Linked DNA regions of Homo sapiens: regions 1 and 3 are each linked to region 2. A link is a loop called in an ENCODE intact Hi-C map of the cell type or tissue named here. Cell type or tissue: psoas muscle. All regions are shown on one strand. Region 1 overlaps LMCD1 (LIM and cysteine rich domains 1). Region 2 overlaps LOC107986009 (a long non-coding RNA gene). Region 3 overlaps LMCD1 (LIM and cysteine rich domains 1).

Region 1 (5,000 bases), 76 kb before region 2:
AATTTAGCCTGGCATCCAGGTTTCTTTGTGATGGGTCCCTTTTCAGCCACATCTTCCACTACAACATTCTGCTGCCCCAGAATGTCACTCATTCCCTGAACATACTTTTCTTCCTTGTGGGCGTGCTGAGAGGGTTTCCTCCTCCACGGCCCCAAATCCCACCCCTTCCTCAGTGCCCTCCTCCATAAAACCATCAGTTCTGACTAAGTTCTCTGTCCTGTGAAGTCCTCGTGTGGACTTACTCTCCTGCTGAATGCACGTTTACTTTTCTGAATGGCCCTGAAGCATCTACAGTGGCTGTCTTGCCTGCTTAACTCCTGTACCATCATATCCTGTTTATGCTGAAATTCTCCATGTTATGCTCCTTGAGAACAGAGACCATTCCGTCTTCCCCTTTGGGTGTGCCCTGGAACCCTGGCACATGTTATGGGCTCAGTGATAATAATGGATAGAAAAGGGAGTGGGATGGAATCGGGAAATAGGAGACGGAAAGGCATCAAAAGAGGTAAGAGCAGCTTTGTTCTCCTTTCTGACAGGGACAAGGAATTCTGAGGGGTTAGAAAGAAGGAAAGAGACCCTAAGAGCGGGGGATACAAAAACAAAACAGCTGTGGAATAGAGGAGGGGAGACCATTAACCTATTTAAGCACCCCTCAGTGTGGCCCCTTCCCATTCTGCACCAAGATCAGAACTGGCAAAGTAGGAGTGGGTGGGGGGAGTGGGGAGGAGACTTCGTGGTAGCATTTAGGAGGAATCTTAAGATGAAAAGGAAATGAAAGTGAGAGAAATTGGGGAAGCCAGCGCACCAAACCAGACCCTGAATTTTTTTATGCTTTCAAGTTTTATTCTCCTTCTTCAAGCTTGTCTACAAAAAGATGGGCTTTAGGATGGTGGACGAGCCAGGCCTTGATTCATTTCCCTTTTTCAAACAACTAACTTGAACCTTCATCTGAACCTCGAGGCCCTCTCTTTCTGGCTGGACATCTCTTGAGAACAAACTCTAGTGATTTCCGTGGTCTGGGGAAGCGGTTGGCCTGGATCACGGAACAACAGCAGCTGCATCTCAGGAGGCTTGGCCCTCCTGAGAGACAAGAGCCGGAGGGACAACCGAAAACTGGCTGAAATTTAGTGCAAACCTCTCATAGCTCAGACAGCTATCTACTTTAAGTTTCTAGTCCTTGATGAATATTTATACCAAAATAGGGCCAGTGGAAAAGTTCCATCTGCCTGGATTTTAAGACTTTTGCCTTTCCTCAGCCACGTTGACCAAACTCAGGAAAGTGGCGGAATCATTGCCAAGTACATGCTCTTTGAAGTGCAAGAAATCCTGAGAAGGCCTTGAATTCATCATATTTCTTCTTATCCTGAAAACTTAGAGTTGGCACTCCTTTAAAAAAAAAATGCTTAATATCAGCACCTCTCAGTGCTTTATAATTTTAGCCAAGCCCTTGACACCATGTTGACCACAACACTCTTGAAGGAGTGGATAGGTCTATTCAAAGTTTTGCAGGGAGAAATTGCTTTGTTGGTTGATATTTTTAAAATCCGAATGATCCAATTATTCACTTTAATTCTCCTCTTTAGTTTGCTAGTAAGAAAAATGGCCCCAAGTTTTATCCTTAGTGTTATTAGTCATCCTCTACTCCTCAGAACCAAAACACCAGAAATTTCAACCATGTCGTACCTTTGATGTGTGAAGATAAAATAGAGGCCTTACTCTAGCACGAGGCATAGTGAGTGCTCTTACCAAGCACAGGCCAGGTGCCAGGCATTGTGCTACATCATTTTTTGCTGAATTTTACAATCATCCCATTTTGCAGATGAGTAAACTAAGATCCAGAGGGATTAAGTCCCATGGTTACATACTTAGTCATGGTGAATGTGAATGAAATGTGGGCAATTCAACCCATAGCTCTTCCTTTTCCTTCTGTACAGTGGGAGGATCCCTTGTATGAAAATCTGAAATGCTCTAAAATCTGAAACTTCCTGAGTGCTGACATGAAGCCATGAGTGGAAAATTCCACACCTGACCTCATGTACATACACTTTGTTTTATGCACCAAAATTATTTAAAATATTGTATAAAATTACCCCCCAAGTTGTGTGTATAATGTGTATATGAAACATAACAATTTCAGGTTAAGGCTTGGATCTTGTCCCCAAGATATCGTATTACATATATGCAAATATTCCAAAACTGAAAAGTATTCAAAATCTGAAATACTTCTGGTCCTAAGCATTTTGGAAAAGGGATGCTCAACCTGTACTATGTCTAACCTATATCTAACATGTTTTCAGTGTTCCAGAAGTTTGGGTCGTGGACTTGTTGGTCTAAAGATGAATTTAGTTGATACACAGGCATGCACTGACAACATTGAACCATGTTAGTCAGCATCTTTCTCTCATTTCAGTTCTTTCATTCTTCTGATTATATCAAGGAGGAAGTCTCCTTCTGATGCTAAAACGCCTTTATCATCCCAAACACTTGCTGAACTTCACTTTAAACAATTGGCAAGTAGTTCCCAGGCTCAGAACTTTTAAAAGGCAATCATACCTAGCTAGAATTTAATGACTCATATTTATTGCATTTGTTGTGGTTACCATCTAATTTTTATACACTTTAGAGATAATTTTTTTCAAGAAATATGTTTTTAAACATGTGTTTAAAGAAAAGTCAATAATCACACAGATGGTATATGGAGAACAAAATTCATGAAGGAGGAACATGAGGTTTTATAAACATATAATGCTTAATTATTCTTGGTTTTCAAAGCATCTTACGTACATTAAAATATTTGATTCCTACAACCACCTCATGAAGCTCATAGGGATTATGATCCATTTTAAAGATGAAAAAAAAAAACAAGGTTCAGAGAACAGAAACTATTTGCCAGGGTCCACACAGGTAGTAAAAATGTAGCCAGGGCTCAGGTTCAACACTAAGCTCCAACATGCACAGAGCTCCCCCAACACTTTGTCAGCAAATCATTCAAGGGCAGGAGTGGATCAAGGGATATTCCAAAGCAATGAGCCCAGACCAGAAATGCCATGGAAAGGCTGCAAGGCTTACTGACTCACTGATTGCCTTGAGTTTTCACGATTTCCCAGTGCTTGTCTGTATTCTATTTCATGGAGAAGCCTGCAGCAGAGTTTTTCTAGAGCAGTCTGATTTTCTCTCTCTAGTGAGTCATCTTCCAGAAGGTCAAGAAACTGGCTGTCCCATCAGAGGGTCATCTCCTGCCTTCTGAGTATACCACACAAGGGATGACACAAACTAGAAACGGACCACTTGATGAGGAAAACTGGGTTCTGCAGCAAGAAGACAGCATTTCTTTCCAAGTCTCCTTGCCTTGAGCAGTTGACTGGGATTCAGATGTCAGGTCTGGGTGGCTGGACAGGCAAGGATACCATAAACATAGGAGAAGCAGGGAGAGAGCGAGTTGGCAGTCTCATCCGTCTATCCATGAAGAGATTCCAGGAGCTGAAAACACTCCTGGAGATAAAGATGAGAGCTGGAGAGAATAGTTGAAACTATGAGTAGATTCTAAGAAGAGAGGAGAAGAGCCAGTGGGAGAACCTTGGGGAGAGAAGAAAGTTATTGAGGAAGGCAGAGAAAGGGGTAGTCAGAGGGGCTGGCGTAACCAGAGGAGGCTAGGATCCTGGAAACCAGAGGAAACCAGGGTGCCTCTCTTTCCTTCTAACTCCCCTTTTGGGCATCATCCTCAGATGCAGGATATCTAACATATATTAGCTTTTGATGTGCCAAGAAGCATAGATGATGGCATAGATGAAGCATAGATGAGGGCATGGGTGAAGCATAGATGAAGGTGTTTTATATAAATGTTTATTGAGGAGCCACTATGTGCAAGGCATTATTCTAGACACTGGTAATAGAGCAATGAACTAGACATAAAGTGACCCTGCCCTCATGGAGCTTACAGTCTAGCAGGAAACAATGACATTGAGGAGTTATATACATAATTAAATAATTACCATCATGGTAGATACTACAAAATACAAGGTACGGGGTTTTCTAAGACCATATGATAGGAGTGTCTGAGGGATAAATAGAAGTTTGTTAGGTAAAGGAAGAGAGAAATGGTCTAAACAGAAGGAACTGTATGTGGGCAGGCTCAGAAGTATGCAGGAATTTGGCATCTTTCCTGGGACATATGGTTAAATGAATAATTCTGAATGTACTCAAGAGATAATTTTCTGGAAAGTAACTTGGCTTCTGTAGTTCTGTTTTACATCTGAATTGTGGCAAATGAGTTTTAAAAACAAGACCTTGAAAGTGAATTATTTGCAACGTGAAGGACCGTTCACTAGTTTCTGTTTCATAAAACTGAGCTTAGAAAAATGTGGCCTAAATACTCTGTAAGTTCCTTTTAGTCCTAAAGATCTATGACTTTCTTACATGCAGAATCCAAGTATATATAGTGTGTACAATTAGATCATTATGCAGGGGGAAAATCAAGGAAAGGATAAAACATCTGAACCAAAAAGTGTATTTAGTGTTAGTTTTAAAAACATATGATAGCAAAAAAAAAAAAAGAAAAGAAAAGAAAAAGGAGTCTTTTATAAGAAGGATGCTTGTTTAAAACCAGGAAAACATCTTGCTGAAGGCACTACACTAAAACACAAGTGGTATTTTACCATCAAGACTCCAATGTTGGTTGAAGGAAATCCTTTTCCATGTGCACACACGTGTGTGTGTGAGAGAGAGTGTGTGTGTGTGTGTGTGTCAATGCTTCCATTGTCATAATAGTTAACCCAGGAATTTAGGTGTGAGATTCCCAGCAGGAAGCATTTGCATAAGCAAAGCCTTAAGACTTTTAATAATAGTGCTGTACGTTTATACAACACATTTCCTTTTAAGATACTAAGATTCAGACAGGCAAGATTAAAAATCCACCAACTTGGTGTGTTATGTCTCCCCTATTTCCAAAATTAACTCCAATAAAAGTGTGTTATCCTTGGAAAGATCAGTAGGACTGCAAA
Region 2 (5,000 bases):
AGCAGTGAAATGCTGTTCAAAATGAACACGTTTTGAAATATCTAGGCTTAAATTCTACCTTCAACATATCGTGGCCTTGTCAACTTAAGCAAGTTTCTTAAACTGATACTCTTTTTTTGTCTTCTTGAAAATGAGCTCATACTATTTTTCTCCAGTGTTGGTGTGACGATTAAATAAAATAACAAATGAATAGCACTGGCCACTTACTAGATCCTCAAAGGATGTTCATTCCCTTCCCTTTTTGCTTATCTCAATATACCTGTTTTTATAGCCTTACAGTTTTCAGCACTGGGCCTCTGCACATAGTGTGGGCCAACTTAGTGTTTTCTAGATAAATAATTGGTGCTAGATAAATACTTTGTTCTAGACTAGCTGACTAATTTACTCAACCTTGTAGTGCAACAAGAGTCACTTTCCAACAACACATTTTAGTTCCCTAATTACTACTTTCTTTGTGGGAAACCCAGAGGTAACTAATAGAAATGATATCCATTCAGTTATTAAAAGCAACAAGGTAGATTTCCATGGTCTGGTATGAAAATCATTATCATCTGTTTTGTAACCCTAAGTGCTAACAGGCACCAACCTAACAGCTTTACAAACATTTGTTCCTTTACTCCTCATAACAATCCTATAGTTGAAGCTCCTGTTACTAACCCCATTTTGTGAGGAAACTGAGGCACAACAGGCATAAAGAAGGTCTCCAACCGTATGAAAGATGAAATTCAAATCCCAGGACCATGAATGGAATTCACTATTAGGTAATTTAAATACGCACATGTATACATAGGTAAAACCACACACTGCAATTAGTTTAGGCAACCATAAAGTTAGAGAGCACTGTCCCCAAGACCATCTTCATTTCTCACGCCAATTGTATACTCAGAGGGATTCCCAAAACCCTCAGCTTCAATAATTTTCTTAAAAAAACTCACTAAAAGCGATTATACTTGCAGTTCAGTTTATATTACAGTGAAAGAATACAGATTAAAATCAGCCAAGAGAATAAGCTGATAGAACAGAGTGTAGGAGAAGTGCCAAAGGCAGGGCTGTCATTGTCCTCTTCCCAGGGAGTCATGGACATGTTAGTCTCCTGGTACCCATATGTGACAATATACACAGAGCACTGCTTAACAGGGAAGGTTGTCTGAGCCTTGGTATTCACAGTATTTATTGAGGTTTCATTACATAGGTGTAATTGATTGATTGGTGGATTGATTGCCCACATGGTTGATCTAGTCTCCGAGTCAACTGATACTGCATGATCCAAAGCCCCCACCCTCAATCACACTGTTGGTCTTGCTGGTGTGGTCAGCCCCACCTGAAATCACGTTACTATCTGGCAAGCTTGGGGCCCTAGACAAACAAAGATCACCTCCTAGGAGTTGAGGGCAAAACCAGACCTTCTTGTAGGCAAGGTTAAACTCTTTACTGGATGCACACATATACAGCTGCACTTGTATTTACACAAACAATACAAAGTGTATACAAATACAGAGAAAAAAGACTGGAATAAAACAGTTAACATTCAGAATTGATTGAAATGGAACTTAAATAATTTACTCTACGTATTCTTCCTTTATTTATTTATTTATTTATTTATTTAAAGACAGGGACTCACCTGTCACCCAGGCCGGAGTGCAGTGGTGTGATCACAGCTCACTGCAACCTTGACTTCCTGGTCCCAAGCAATTCTCCCACCTCAGTCTCCCAAGTAGCTGGGACCACAGGTGCACACCACCACACCCAGCTAATTTTTGTATTTTTTGTTGAGATGGGGTCTCCCCATGTTGCCCAGGCTGATCTCAAACTCCCGAGCTCAAGCAATCCTCCTAGCTCAGCCTCCCAAGGTGCTGGCATTACAGGCATGAGCCACTGCACCCAGCCATATTTCTCTATTTTTCAAATTCTTTCCAGTGAGAATATATTTGCATATATTGCTTGTGAAAATAGTTATCTTTAAGACTTTAGGGAATAAAGAAGAAAGAGAAAAGAGATTCTACTGTGGCCACCAGGCCAGCAGACATGGTGCCAGGTCTGAATTTCCATGTCATTCTATAAATAGTATAAAATCTGCTGACTTAACTTGGTGTGGAATGGCATGAGCTGGCCATATCGCAGGAATTCACAGTTGGGAAATCCTAGTGAAATGGCACAAAGTTGGGATTCAGGAGGAAGGGGAGTAAAGGAGACCAATCCAGGAGAGAAATGATCATCAGACAAGGATCAGGTTGACCTGTGGTGAGCTGGCATCTAAGGCTGGCCTGAGTCCTGCCAGAGGAGAAGGGGGGACAGTGGCTGGGATGGAGAACACGGAACTCAGGTCTTGGCATTGAAAATGGGGAATGGGAGGTGAAGGTCAGAGGCGCAGAAGGAATATTCCCCACCCTGAGCCTCCTCCAGCCTGAACCCCGGCCAGTAGCCCAGAGGTGAGTGGCAAAGCCACGTGTCCATCCTGTGTGTTGCTGCATGGCACTGTTCCCTCCTCTGGTGCTAGCCACTCAAAAGCACTTCCAGCTCGGTACCCCGGGAGCTCCCTGCTTCATGCCACAACTCACTGCACAGAGCAAGGCAGGCCTCGGCCCACCTGTCGCTGCTTGTCAGGAAACACTGCTGGGCCTCTGGTCTATGGGCCCCAGCTGTCCCAAAGGCAAGGCCTGGAGGCTTTTACTTTTGAAATGCAGCTGCATTTTCCTCTCTACAAAGACTTCCTAACAAAACCTAACAGCAAAGAAAAGCAAACTTACAAAATGTCACCTGCTTGAGAAACACAAATTGGGAATCATTTTGAAAGCATAATTCAAGCACCATATGGAACCTAAATTATTCACATTCTCCAGCATTTTTTCCTTTTTAAAAGAGTCACAGCTTTTTCAAAAGAGCTCATAGTACTGTTAGAGGCAGGGCAGTGAAGTAACAAATGCAACAGTCTACTGTGTACTGGGTACTGCGTTCAGTCCGTTAATCCTCACAGTGATTCTGCAAAATACTACTCCTATTTCACAGATGAGAAAAACTAAGGCCCCGAGAGGCTAAGAAGCTCAAGGCCACACAGCCAGTGACAGGAAGGACCACTGTGCAAACCCCAGACTATCTGATGTTAGAGTCTAGGGTCTCTCCAGATGGTACTGAGAGCTCCCAGCCCTCAGATGGCCTGGTTAAATCTACCTATCACACTGACCTATGGTCACTTGGTGCCCATCAGGCATCATCTCCAAATTCCACACACCTTGAATCCCAAAATGAGCTGGACTGACTTTAAAGTCATCTCTTCAGGGGAACACATTTTCTAAACCAAAGAGCAAGCCCAGGGTCCAACAGACGAACGTTATTCTCCTTCAGGTATAAAAGTCAGTCTGGGAAGTTGACATTTGGATACCAAAGTGTGGTCATTCCAGGGATAGCTCAATGGTTTTTGAAGGCCATGGGGCAGAGCAGCAGGTCTTGGGACAACCCAGCAACTCCATGCTCCCACAGCACCCTGTGTGCCCCTCCAGCCTGCCCCTTACCACAGGCATGGAGGCTAGTGATTGCCATGTGTCTCTCCCGCTGGTCTGTGACATGGAGGACAAGCCAGTGTCTCAGTCGTCTCTGCACCCGGCACCCGGAGTAATATGGTTTGGCTGTGTCCCCATCCAAATCTCATCTTGAATTGTAGCACCTATAATTCCCACTTGTTGTGGGAGGGACCGGGTGGGAGATAATTGAATCATGGGGCTTGTTTCCCCCATACTGTTCTCGTGGTAGTGAATAAGTCTCGTGAGATTTGATGGTTTTATAAGGGCCTTCCCTTTTGCTTGGCTCTCAATCTCTCTTGTCTGCCACCATGTAAGACGTGTCTTCTGCCTTCCACCATGATTGTGAGGCCTCCCCAGCCAGGTGGAACTGTGAGTCCATTAAACTTCTTTTTCTTTATAAATTACCCAGTCTTGGATATGTCTTTATCAGCAGTGTGAGAACAGACTAATACACAGGGCAATGGTGAACACAGAGACCATGCTCAGAGCAAAAAAACTTTTCAATGGAAGGAGGGGAAGGGAAGGAAGGCAGAGAAAGAAGGAAAAGAGGAAGGAAAATAAAGCAGATAAATGTGAGACCTATTGTCCCTCTAGTTATGAACCCACTGAGTTCAGCCTCTGGAAAAGCTTCCACAGGGGAGCTGACCTGCACGAGGCTGGAGGCTCCCCTTTCCTTGCACCTGTCACTCAGGATGCAGCCCTTCCTTGTGACCTCAGCCAGAAGCCCAGAGTCTCCATCACCTGCTAATCAGCCCCAGGGACCCTGTACAAGCAGATGCCCCACTGAACGCCACTGCCTCATGGCTTGCCTCCCTTCTGGCTTCCAGGGCAGCCTGGAGATTGCTAACCTTCTATACAGTGGGCAGCGATCACTAGGAGGTAGCACAGGCTAGCTGTGCACAGGGCATAGGTAGTTCAGCTCATTGTCTCATTGCCTAAGACAAGACACCTCAGCCAGGAGTTGTGTGTAGACACAGAAAATCTAGATCACAACCAGGCTTCCCCTAACACTCTTATGAGTGGGTGAAGAAATGGGAGCTATGTGGCTGTACAACCTGTAATGTGCTGAATGACCACCCCCAAAAGGGTGTTGAGTAACAGCTTCACGCGAGCCTGAAAGGGATGCATGTGCCAGCCCAGACGGCGTGTTTATCAGTGACTTGGGGTAAGGCACACAGCGTGCTCATCAATGGCGTGGGTGGCACTGTGATGAGAAGGGCTGCCAAATGTTGAATGAGAAAATTAGGACCCAAAAATATCCAGGCATCTTGGAACAATATAGCATGGATCCAACAAGGCAAAATTTTAATGGGGACAGATGGTGGAAAGCTCTGTGCTTGGGCCCTGAAATGCAGCTGCCCTAATCCCAGAGGGCGTAGCACAGAGTACTAGCAGCATGTGTGAGGAAGACGTGGGGAGGTTTGTTGCATGTACAGAGTGTGGGGTGTCTGCTAAGCAGAGCTGTGATCGCAGATGTGGGGT
Region 3 (5,000 bases), 83 kb before region 2:
TTGTCTAAGGTCACATAATGACAGATTAAGAACTCAAACTCAGGCCTCTCTGACTCCAAAACTTCAGTTCTTTTCACTCTGCAAGAAACAGAAGGCATTCGTAGAAAGCAGAAATCTGGTGAGGAGGGACTATGATTATTACTGTGACTTTCATACACAGATCAATTTCTTCCAGCCCACTGAACTCATTGATAGTCTGGTTCAGAAGCTTCCCAGCATTTGCAAAATGTTGCTAGGCACCTGTATCTCTTTGATATCTCTTGGTCACCACCAGGAGTATACTGTCACCTACACCAAATCAGAGCCATTTCTCGGGTATAGAATAAAGACTTTCTTGATTTCTCCTGGTTTTCCAGAAGGCTAATGGACATCTCCCGGCAGAAGACTAGTAGAGAGACCTTTTAAAGAATAATACATGTTATCCTAATACTCTAAAAATAATTCTAGAGACCTTGTCCCAGAGCTTTCAGGAAACTCTGCCCTGGGGATAAGGTTGGCCTTGACATGTGCATTTCTACATGTCTAGTCAGCCTGACCCATGGCCTACCCAATAATATATAAATCATGACCAAGCCAAACATGGCCTGGGCCCCCACCGGGACATGCTTTAAAAGGAAATATAATTGCTAAGGGAGAAGAAACAAAGGCTCCATTTGGCAAGTAACTCTATTGAAGGACAAAGGAGTGCCAGTGTCCAACTCAAGGTGGCTGTTTCAAATCCACATGCTTTGTGTATAGATTTTGTCTCCTCCTCCTGTTTAAAAAATATTGAATCCTTTGTAAAATTTATCTCTGGAGACAAAGGCTAATGAGCCATTGTCTAAAAGAGCTGAGCAGAATCTTGTTATCTGCTCATTCAACCCCTTCATGTCACAAATGGGACAGGGGGAGAAATGGCATATCTGAAATTTACAAAGAAAAAAATGGCACATCTGAACTTTACATAAGAAATGGCATATCTGAAATTTACAAACTTACATTTACATGAGTGGTGCCACAACCAAGATACATTGACTCACAGCATCTTTTATGAATGAAGGAGAAAAGAGTGTCTGCTGTATTCTGTCACTTCCACCCCCAGAGTATCCCAGTTTTGTGTCAACCTCATACCTTGAAACTCAGAAGTTCAGGTGGACATTTTGGCTGTGAACTTAGCTTTGGCCACAAGGTCCAGAAGCCACTTCGAGGAGCCGTTAAACACACAACATTTGCAAGCACAAAGATCTAGATGTGACCTGCAGCTCTTCAATTTGCCAGGTCTGCAAACTTCGCCAAGTTACTGATCCTCTCTGGACCTCTGGTTCCTCATTTGAGAAAGATAGCTCACCGTAGTTCTACATTTAAACGATAGTTTAATGAGGTAAAGTGCATAAAGTGCCTGGATACATAATATACCCTTGATAAACATTTCCTCCTGCTGTTATGGATACCCCCTCTCATCAGCATGATGCAAAAATCCCATAGGTTATTAAGTATTGGGATGTGGAAGACCAAATTCAGTTTACCTACATCACATGGGGCTTCTAAGCTCTCAGACTGCAGGACCTTCTCTTTGTAGTTAAACTTGGACCTAGCCATAAATATACTCAGGCCACATCACATTGCAAAATCATGAGAATAGCCACAATTCGTCTTGGGTGTTTGGTCGCTACCCTTTCCATAGCAGCCCTCCCCTGCTCCATTACCAGTCTTTCCCTCCAATGTCTTGCTTATAAGATAGGGCAACAGTCACTCATTTCTTTATATAGCAAATATTTATTTAGCATCTGTTATGTGCCAGCCACTGTGCTAAGTACTGAATACATGACAATGAATAGGAAAGCTTTGATCCCTGCCAAGTAAACTTGAGTCTGGTAGAATTTATTTTTCATAAGGCAGGAGACAGGCCAAATAATGTCAGTGTTCTGTGAGTCTTTGTGTTCCTTGACCTCTCCCCTCCCCAACACACACACATACCTCTCCTTCCTTTTCCAACCACCCTCAGATTTTCCAGGACACACACCTTCAGAGCCACATCTCAACTCTGGTCATCCCTACAGTGTAACAGTAGAATGAGTGTAGTAGTCCTCCCAGTTGTCACATTTTAAATAGGGCCTTTGGGAAGAAACCACCAGTGGCACTGAGTGAAAAGGAGGCTGAGGCAAGGGGGACTATTGGCAGCTCTTAGGTCCCACCAGCAGCCAGTGGTCCCTCAGCCTTCCTACAGCGATACAGTGGTAGACCAGTTGTCTTTGCTCAGCATATGTTTTCAGAGGCAGCTGAATGTTTGGGTTGTATTTTTCACAGTACTGATGTCAGGGACACCAAAGGGCAGGAGCATAGGGAAAGGGCTCTTGGCTGACTAATGACCTCATAAGAAACCTGCCCTTAGAAGAGAGCATCTGTTTGGGCTGTATGACTCAGTGGCGTTTCTAGGTACTGATTCATGAGGCTGACCATCGAGGTGACTGACCCGTGCAATCTGCTGGCTGAAAGAGGTGAAGGCAAAGTAGATCCCAGCTCTGCCCTCATCCTGGAGGAGAGCCACCCCTCCTACCACGGCACACGGGTGCTCCCCACCCCAACCCTGGCTCGGCCAGCCAGTCTCCTTGTTAAGAGGATCTGACACTAATGTGGGCAGAGGTCAGCATCTGGGGGCTTCTTATTTTAGAGGAAGTATAAGAGAGAGATGTTTTGAAATCTTGTTAGTGAATAGAGGACAGCCTTTTAACCTAGGATCTGTAGATAGAATTGAGGGTGTCAGGGAACTTAAATTAGGAAAAGTATTGCATTTTTTATCCCTAACCTATAACTGAAATTTAGCATTTCTTTCTACTGTGAATAAAGACAAACGCCCTAGAAGTTTAGCAGCTCCTATGCCTTTGATACCAATGGAAAGCAGGTATTTTTATATCACATTACAGCTGAGATAGATCCTCATCCTACAATTTATACTCATCCCTGCTCTGAAATGGCCATAATTATACCCACTGCTAGATCATATTCATTAACTTAGTAAAGGCACATCTGTTAGTAAGTCACAAATTTGTTTTTATATATTGATACTATCTCAGTAATATTGGTTTTCTTTGTATTTTTATCTTATGCATTTAAGACATTTCCTAAGAAGAGATATTCTCATGTCAGATAGACAAAGAACCTAAAAATATAAAGACTCTTTCCACATCAAGCTGAGGCATTAGCAGCATTACACGCCACACACACACAAATATACACATCTATGCATAGGTAAACATATATGCACACACATACAGCTGTAGTGGATTGAGGTCTGAGGCTCTTGGAGTAAACAAACTCAATTCAAATTCCAACTCTGCCACTCATTTCCTATTACCTCGAACAAGTCATATTAGTTCTGAGCCTTAGTTTCTTCATCAATAAAAGGGGCCTAAAAGTTATTGTACTCACAACAATCATCTAAGTTCTTGGCACAGTACTTGACATATAAGGAATGTGTGTTAAACACAAGGCATCCTCACCATTAAAAGACCTAATGAAGGTGAAATGGTAAAGAGAATAAACACATTACTTTGTTGAAACTTTTTAAACTCACCTTTGATTTGGCCAACTCTAAGAATTTATTTTGTCTAAACCTGTATTACACAAATATTATATGCCAGGGACTGAGGTGGGAAATGAAGAAATAAAAGGAAAGGAATTTTAAAATCTGATGGTCTCAGAAAAGGAATAGCCTAATCAAATCATCAAAGAATCATAGCAGTGCCTAAAGACCTTGATCGGGGTACATGTGTGGGACTGAGAGAGATCAGAAGAGGAAATACTTAATCTTACCTGGGGAGGTCAAGAAAGGCGTCCCAAAGAGGGGACATTTGAGCTGAGTGTTGAAAGACAAGGATGAATGAGCTGTTAGGATCAGGCCATAGTCCAGTTTTATGCCTTCTGAATCTGACACCCATATTCTCCATCCTATTTGATTTCCAACTTGGGGAATATCACCCATCTTGGACTGTGGAGAAATACATTCCACTGTATTCATCCAGCCACAAATGCACATCTTTTATCTTCTTATCTGAGAACCTGTTCCTCTTCCTCTCAAGCAAAACCCACTGGGGTGGCAGGATAGCAAGGCCTGTCAGGCTGCACATAGAAAACTTCTCATGATGGTGACTTGAGGCTCTCCCAAGCCCTGCAATGGAGTTCCAGCAAACTCCCCCAAGTTGAGTTTGAATTTTTGCAGGAAGATACAGGTCTGTGTTTTGACAGCAGGAAAAAAAGGTAGCCAAAAATATGCAATATATATGGAAAGAAAGGAACACACACGTATGTGCACACACATATACGTCCGTGAGATCCAGCACATGGCACATGTGAGCAGAACATGAAAACACCGTTCAGAACACCACAGCATGTGTGTGCACCCTGAGCTTCACTCTGAAGCCATTTAATAACAAGAGGAAAAGAAATCTCAAGTAAGACTTTTTGATGTTAGGAAGTGAGGAAGCAAACCAGCATTCTGAAATATGGGACCTTGGTTAACAAGATCTGGAATCTTGCATCAAAACAATTTCTTTCACACAGTTCTTACTTCAAATATCTGACTTGGTCTGAAAATGTGAGTTCCTTCTTGCTGTATTCTAGAGCAGGCGATGCACTGAAATGAAACACATATGGCTTGGATATCTCAGTGCTGCTAGGATGATTGTCCTTGATTTTTGTCAGTTGTACATGGTACATTAAACAGAGAAAAATAAAATCCCAGATGATTCCCTGGCAATTATCTGAAAAATAACATTATGGTGATCATCCCTGTGTTTACAAGGACATGAAGAAAGGGCAAGGTTTGATGGAAAAGCTTTGTTTCCTCTAATCTGTCCTCCTACACAGCCAACAGACCTCAATGGCCCATGGGGAAGATACAACCCTATAATGAGATTCCCAGCTAATTAAAATGGCTGTCATCACCCACCTTCCACATTTCCATGAGCCCAGCCCAGAAATGGGACCATCACAGGGGAAATCATCCTATATTTATTTGAATA

The links. Hi-C counts contacts between places; a loop is a spot of excess contacts. Peaks named below come from ENCODE experiments on the same cell type or tissue, not always from the same donor. Only the 100,000 strongest peaks of a DNase experiment are listed, where the experiment ranks them.
Region 1: it touches region 2 in a loop (2.5-fold over the local background); 13 of 110 quality-filtered maps call a loop at or near these places.
Region 3: it touches region 2 in a loop (2.4-fold over the local background); 13 of 110 quality-filtered maps call a loop at or near these places.

What each region holds. Positions count from the first base shown.
Region 1 is chr3:8,515,202-8,520,201 of GRCh38, forward strand. All of the region lies in intron 1 of LMCD1 (LIM and cysteine rich domains 1), which reads left to right. Among named protein-coding and RNA genes, the nearest start is that of LMCD1, 16 kb to the left of the region's middle. In psoas muscle, no CTCF peak of the experiment used is centred here; no DNase peak of the experiment used is centred here; H3K27ac peaks cover 5,000 bases.
Region 2 is chr3:8,591,092-8,596,091 of GRCh38, forward strand. The region is part of intron 4 of LOC107986009 (a long non-coding RNA gene); the gene reads right to left. Among named protein-coding and RNA genes, the nearest start is that of LINC00312, 22 kb to the left of the region's middle. In psoas muscle, no CTCF peak of the experiment used is centred here; DNase peaks (open chromatin) are centred at 2,560 and 4,677; H3K27ac peaks cover 5,000 bases.
Region 3 is chr3:8,507,740-8,512,739 of GRCh38, forward strand. The region is part of intron 1 of LMCD1 (LIM and cysteine rich domains 1); the gene reads left to right. Among named protein-coding and RNA genes, the nearest start is that of LMCD1, 8.4 kb to the left of the region's middle. In psoas muscle, no CTCF peak of the experiment used is centred here; a DNase peak (open chromatin) is centred at 2,512; H3K27ac peaks cover 5,000 bases.